2 separate regions of the Homo sapiens genome follow, and region 2 is linked to region 1. Evidence: read pairs that join two places in POLR2A ChIA-PET (ENCODE). Cell type or tissue: OCI-LY7. All regions are shown on one strand. Links, peaks and the distances in the headings refer to the core of each region. The heading gives the core; the rest is flanking DNA.

Region 1 (2,908 bases), core at 315-2,814:
TGCCTGGCCCACCCCTCCTCCCAAAGCCAGAGACAAGCCCCGGGGGCATCACACACTTTGACTAAGGTTAACTGAACACCCACTAAGTGCTAGGCAGCATTCTAGGCGCTGCAGACACAGCAGTGACCCAAACAGACAAAACCTTGCCCTCATGGAGGCGACATTCCAGTGGAGAAGACAATCAGTCAACCCAGCCAGTAAGTAGGTGATTAAACAGTAAGTCAGGCGGGGCAGGGCTGGGGAGTGCTGGAGAAGGGGCATGCAGTATTAAACTGGGGGGTTAGGGTTCCCTGGGGTGCAGAGAGGTGCCCTGGGAGTGGAGACTGAAGGTGGTGGAAAAGGGAGCCGAGCTGGCTGGGGGAGCGGGGAGGCGGGGGGACATTCCAGGCAGCAGGAATCCAGGAAACCCATCCAGGAAGGGTGCAGGTGTCTCCTCCAGCCCCCAGACTCTGGGTGCTCAAATTAAGATGAACTTTGAGCTGGAATATCTCCCACATCCCACCCAGGACATTTCTCCTTTTCTGACTTTCTTTATTAATCCTGAGACTGGGGGACACCCCCACTCCGCCAGCGCACACACACACACACACACACACACACACACAAAACCCTCCCCAGCAATCTCTCCTCCAGTATGTTTTTCCCCTGATCTGTGAAACCCCCAAAGACAAGGGTTAGGGATGGGGTCTCTCTTGGTCACCAGTGTGTCACCAGAACCTACCATAAGGCATTTAAAAGCATAGGTTAGGGCTGGGCACAGTGGCTCACACCTGTAATTCCAGTACTTTGGGAGGCCGAGGTGGGTGGATCACTTGAGGTCAGGAGTTCAAGACCAGCCTGACCAACATGGTGAAACCTTGTCTCTACTGAAAATACAAAAAAAAAAAAAAAAAATTAGCTGGGTGTGGTGGTGTGCACTGGCTGAGGCGGGAGGATCGCTTGAACCCAGGTGGAGGTGGAGGCTGCAGTCAGCCAAGATGGTGCCACTGCACTTCAGCCTGGGTGACAGAGCAAGACTCTGTCTCAAAAACATAAAAAAAATGAAAAAGCATAGGTCAGATCTCATCAGATTCCTGATTAAAAGCATCCCTGGGTCCCCCTTACCTCTGGGATGAAAACTGACCTCCAAGCCTCCTCCTAAGAGGCCCCCACAGCGGCCTCTCTCTGCTCACCCTGCCTCCTCCTACACTGGCTTTGTCTAGCTCACTCCACACCGAGGGTCCAGCCACACTGGCCTCTCTGCTGTCCCTGGACCACGCCAAATGCCTTCCCACCCCTGGGTCTTTGCATCTGCTGTTCCCCCGGCCTGGAATGCTCTTTCCCAGACGTACACACGGCTGGCTCCTTCCATCATTCAGGCCTCAGCTCCAATGTCACCTCTGCAGAGAGGCCTCCCTAGCCACTGTCCTCAAATCAGCCCATGGGGCTCAGCCACTCTGCGCTACCTAAAGCTGGGTAACACAGATCTAACCCAGTTTCTCAATCCAAAATTATCTTTTATTTATTGCTAGTTTGTCGCCCATTTCCCCCCTCTAGAATAGGCCAGCACACTTTTATGATAAAAGGCCAGATAATAAATATTTTAGGCTTTCAGGGCCACACTCTGCCACAACTACTCAAAGCTTCTGTTGTAACATAAGAACAGTCATAGACAATACACGAACCGGCGAGCTGGCTTTCATGAAGACATTATTTATAGACACCGGAATTTGAATTTTACATGATTTTCACACCTCACAAAATTTCCTCTTTTGGTTTCTTTTTTTCTAACCACTTAAACATGTAAAGACTATTTAGATTGTAGGCTGTGCCAAAACAGGTGGAGGGCCAGATTTGGGCCCAAGGGTGAAGCTTGTCAACGTCTGCCCTAGAACATCTGTTTTATGAGGTCAGGGATCTCTGTCTTGGTCATTGCTGTGTCCCCAGGCCCTGGGATGTTCCCGGCATGTAGTGGATGCCAAAGTTGAACAAATATGTGCTATAGAAAAGGCTTCGACACATTCATTAATTCTTCCAACAAATATCCATTGAGGTTTGCCGTGAGCTGGGCTCTGGGGAGATAGCAGGGAACATAATTTGAACGTGGGGCAGTGAGTTGACATCCTTGCATTGAATGACTTGTGTTCCTCCAGAGCTGACCTGGCCCCCCGACAGCCACTACGAGCTGTGTGGCTTCTCCTGTCCCAGCTCCTGCACCGAGCCTGCCCTGCCCGACAGCTGTCTGACACCATGCCAGGATGGCTGCCAGTGTGACCCAGGATTTGTGCTCAGTGGCACGGACTGCTTGACCCCCATCCAGTGCAGCTGCTCCATGGGGGGCAGATACCACCTGGCCGGGGAGCCATTCTGGGCTAGGGAGCACTGTGAGCAATTCTGCCACTGCGAGGCTTCCACCCATGCTGTGTGCTGCTCCCCCTCCTCCTGTGGGCCAGGGCAGAGATGTGGGACCCTAAGGGGCATCTTTGGGTGCCACCCATTCTCCCCTGGCACCTGCCAAGCAGCCGGGCACTCACACATCATCACCTTTGATGGGAAAACTGTTGAGTTCTCAGGTACCTGTGTGTCCGTCTTTGCCGAATCCTGTGGCTCTTCCGGCTCACTGCCATTCTTCAGGATACAGCTGTGAAAGGAGAACAGATCCAGCAGCCCCCTCATGCTCATCTTGGAGGTGTCTGTCCAGGTTAATGGGACCCAGGTCCACCTGCGGAGGGACAGCCCAGGCATGGCTCAGATAAGCACCAGCTTTGGGACGTGTCGTTTCTAGGAACCCCAACCCTTCACCCAAACCCATAGGCCCAAGGGAAAAACTTATTCTGTCTCCATTATTTCTACATTTTACCTCTATTTTCTGATTATATGCCCATTTTTGACTATATCCATCAGATGCATTCAGCTAATATAACAGAAA
Region 2 (2,908 bases), core at 273-2,772, 950 kb before region 1:
GTCAGCCCCCCGCCCGGCCAGCCACCCCGTCCGGGAGGTGAGGGGCGCCTCTGCCCGGCCGCCCCTACTGGGAAGTGAGGAGCCCCTCTGCCCAGCCAGCCGCCCCGTCCGGGAGGGAGGTGGGGGGGTCAGCCCCCCGCCCGGCCAGCCGCCACGTCCGGGAGGGAGGTGGGGGGGTCAGCCCCCGCCAGGCGAGACGCCCCGTCAGGGAGGGAGGTGGGGGGTCAGCCCCCTGCCCGGCCAGCCGCCCCGTCTGGGAGGTGAGGGGCGCCTCTGCCCGGCAGCCCCTACTGGGAAGTGAGGAGCCCCTCTGCCCGGCCAGCCGCCCCGTCCGGGAGGGAGGTGGGGGGGTCAGCCCCCCACCCGGCCAGCCGCCCCGTCCGGGAGGGAGGTGGGGGAGTCAGCCCCCCGCCCGGCCAGCCGCCCCGTCCGGGAGGTGAGGGGCGCCTCTGCCCGGCTGCCCCTACTGGGAAGTGAGGAGCCCCTCTGCCCGGCCACCACCCCGTCTGGGAGGTGTACCCAACAACTCATTGAGAACGGGCCATGATGACAATGGCGGTTTTGTGGAATAGAAAAGGGGGAAAGGTGAGGAAAAGATTGAGAAATCGGATGGTTGCCGTGTCTGTGTAGAAAGAAGTAGACATGGGAGACTTTTCATTTTGTTCTGTACTAAGAAAAATTCTTCTGCCTTGGGATCCTGTTGATCTATGACCTTACCCCCAACCCTGTGCTCTCTGAAACATGTGCTGTGTCCACTCAGGGTTAAATGGATTAAGGGCGGTGCAAGATGTACTTTGTTAAACAGATGCTTGAAGGCAGCATGCTCGTTAAGAGTCATCACCATTCCCTAATCTCAAGTACCCAGGGACACACACACTCTGCCTAGGAAAACCAGAGACCTTTGTTCACTTGTTTATCTGCTGACCTTCCCTCCACTATTGTCCTATGACCCTGCCAAATCCCCCTCTGCGAGAAACACCCAAGAATGATCAATAAAAATAAATAAATAAAAAATAAATAAATAAATAAAAAAGAATATATTTTATTGGCTGGGCACGGTGGCTCGCACCTGTAATCTCAGCACTTTGGGAGGCTGAAGCGGGCGGATCACCTGAGGTCAGGAGTTCGAGACCAGCCTGGCCAACATGATGAAACCCCATCTCTGCTAAAAATACAAAATTATCTGGGAGTGGTGGCGTGCGCCTGTAATCCCAGCTACTTGGGAGGCTGAGGCAGGAGAATCGCTTGAACACGGGAGGCGGAGGTTGAGCCGAGATCGCGCCACTGCACTCCAGCCTAGGCAACAAGAGTGAAACTCTGTCTAAAAATATATTTTTTTAAATTTGTTTTGTATCAAGAAAAAAATACGAAAACATAACTTTATTGTAGCAATCTAATGCAGGTGTCTTTTAAAACTATCTTTTATTTCCAGATGGGACTTGGGAATTTCTTTGTTTTATTTTTTAAATACATTATCTTTCACAAACTCGGGGAGGAACAACTGTTTTTTAACCAAAAACTCCTCACCCAGGAACAAGCAAACTGCCTGAGAGCTGCATCTATTTTGCAATAGTGCCCCTGAAGCGCGCACGACGCCGCAGGGTAGGCGTCCCGCTCCTGACTGGACTCGTGGCACGGTCCTAAATTTGCAGAGGGACCCAGGGAGGATCAACCCACTCGACACTGGCAATGTCCCCACCTTCCCTAGCTGCAAACTGAAACCAGCAGCCGAGCCTCCCGCTCTAGAGGCGCGGCGAGGGGCGTGGCCGCGGCTGGGGTGGGGCTAGGGGCCGGGTCGTGCCCCCCGAAACTGGGCCGTGCCCCCCGCCCACCTCACTGCGCCTGCGCCCGAGGGCGCGGGGCAGGCTGGGAAGTAGCGTTAAGGTGGTGGTTGGGTGCTTTGCGGGTCACTTGTTGCGCTGCCCGCACGTTTGTCGCGGCTCCTGGATGCCTCTTTGGCCGCCTCGCCTGTTCCGGCTCTCTTATCTGCCCAGTCTTCCCGGCCCCTGCCCCGGACCCTCCTGCGCGCCCCTCCGGCTGCCTGTGTGCGACCCCAGCAACCGGCCCGGGGTCTCGCCGGCGCCGTCAGGTCATCGTCCACCCGGCTTGTTCTCAGCTTACCGAGAACGCCCCAGCCCCTGCGCTCCTCCTGTCTTACTTGTGTTGAGTCATTTAATCCGCTTTGCAATTGAGACATTGAAACGGAGACGCTCAGGAACGTGCTTCAGGTCACAGATCCAAGATGAGTTAGGGCCTGGAATTGAGTCGGGCTGCCTGCCACCATTCCACCTTGCATGTCACACCTGGACGAATACCCTGTGCTTCACCTAAATTCGCCTAAATTTTCACTATTTCTTTTTATTTTCTTTTCTTTTTTTTTTTTTTTCTTGATACAAGGTCTTGGTAGCCCAGGCTGGAGTATATTGGCGTGACCAGAGCTAGCTCACTGGAGCTTTGAACTCCTGGGGCTCAAGTGATTCTCCCGCCTCAGACTCCCAAATAGCTGAGGCTACAGGCGCAGGCCACTACACCCGGCTAATTATGACATTTTTGTAGAGGGGGCGGTCTCACTATGTTGCACAGGCTGGTCTCCAACTCCTGGGCTCAAAAGATCTCCCACCTCGGCCTCCAAAAGTGCTGGGATTACCGGCGTGAGCCACCGCATCCGGCCTGTTCACTATTTCTTTTTTCTTGACTTTCTTCTTTTTTTTTTTTTTTCGGAGGCAGAGTCTCACTCTGTCGCCCAAGCTGTAATGCAGTGGCGCAATCTCGGCACACTGCAACCTCTGCCTCCCGGATTCGAGTGATCGCCTCAGCTGGGATTACAGGTGCCTGCCACCACGCCTGGCTAATTTTTGTACTTTTAATAGAAACAGAGTTTTGCCATAATGGCCAGACTGGGCTTGAA

The links. Peaks named below come from ENCODE experiments on the same cell type or tissue, not always from the same donor. Only the 100,000 strongest peaks of a DNase experiment are listed, where the experiment ranks them.
Region 2: POLR2A ChIA-PET joins it to region 1 with 13 read pairs; 1 of 35 experiments calls an interaction of 5 or more read pairs at or near these places.

Annotation. Positions count from the first base shown.
Region 1 is chr19:35,084,400-35,087,307 of GRCh38, forward strand. It overlaps HPN-AS1 (HPN antisense RNA 1), which reads right to left. Exons shown (of 4, transcript NR_024562.1): 3 at 2,557-2,701. It also overlaps the pseudogene LOC100420797. Among named protein-coding and RNA genes, the nearest start is that of HPN-AS1, 20 kb to the right of the region's middle. RefSeq lists enhancers at 1-533, 1,820-1,869, 1,980-2,089. In OCI-LY7, for the core only: no CTCF peak of the experiment used is centred there; a DNase peak (open chromatin) is centred at 1,742; H3K4me3 peaks cover 2,348 bases; H3K27ac peaks cover 2,500 bases.
Region 2 is chr19:34,132,703-34,135,610 of GRCh38, forward strand. No RefSeq gene overlaps it. Among named protein-coding and RNA genes, the nearest start is that of LSM14A, 38 kb to the right of the region's middle. RefSeq lists a silencer at 1,657-2,066 and an enhancer at 2,050-2,585. In OCI-LY7, for the core only: no CTCF peak of the experiment used is centred there; a DNase peak (open chromatin) is centred at 1,779; H3K4me3 peaks cover 1,658 bases; H3K27ac peaks cover 859 bases.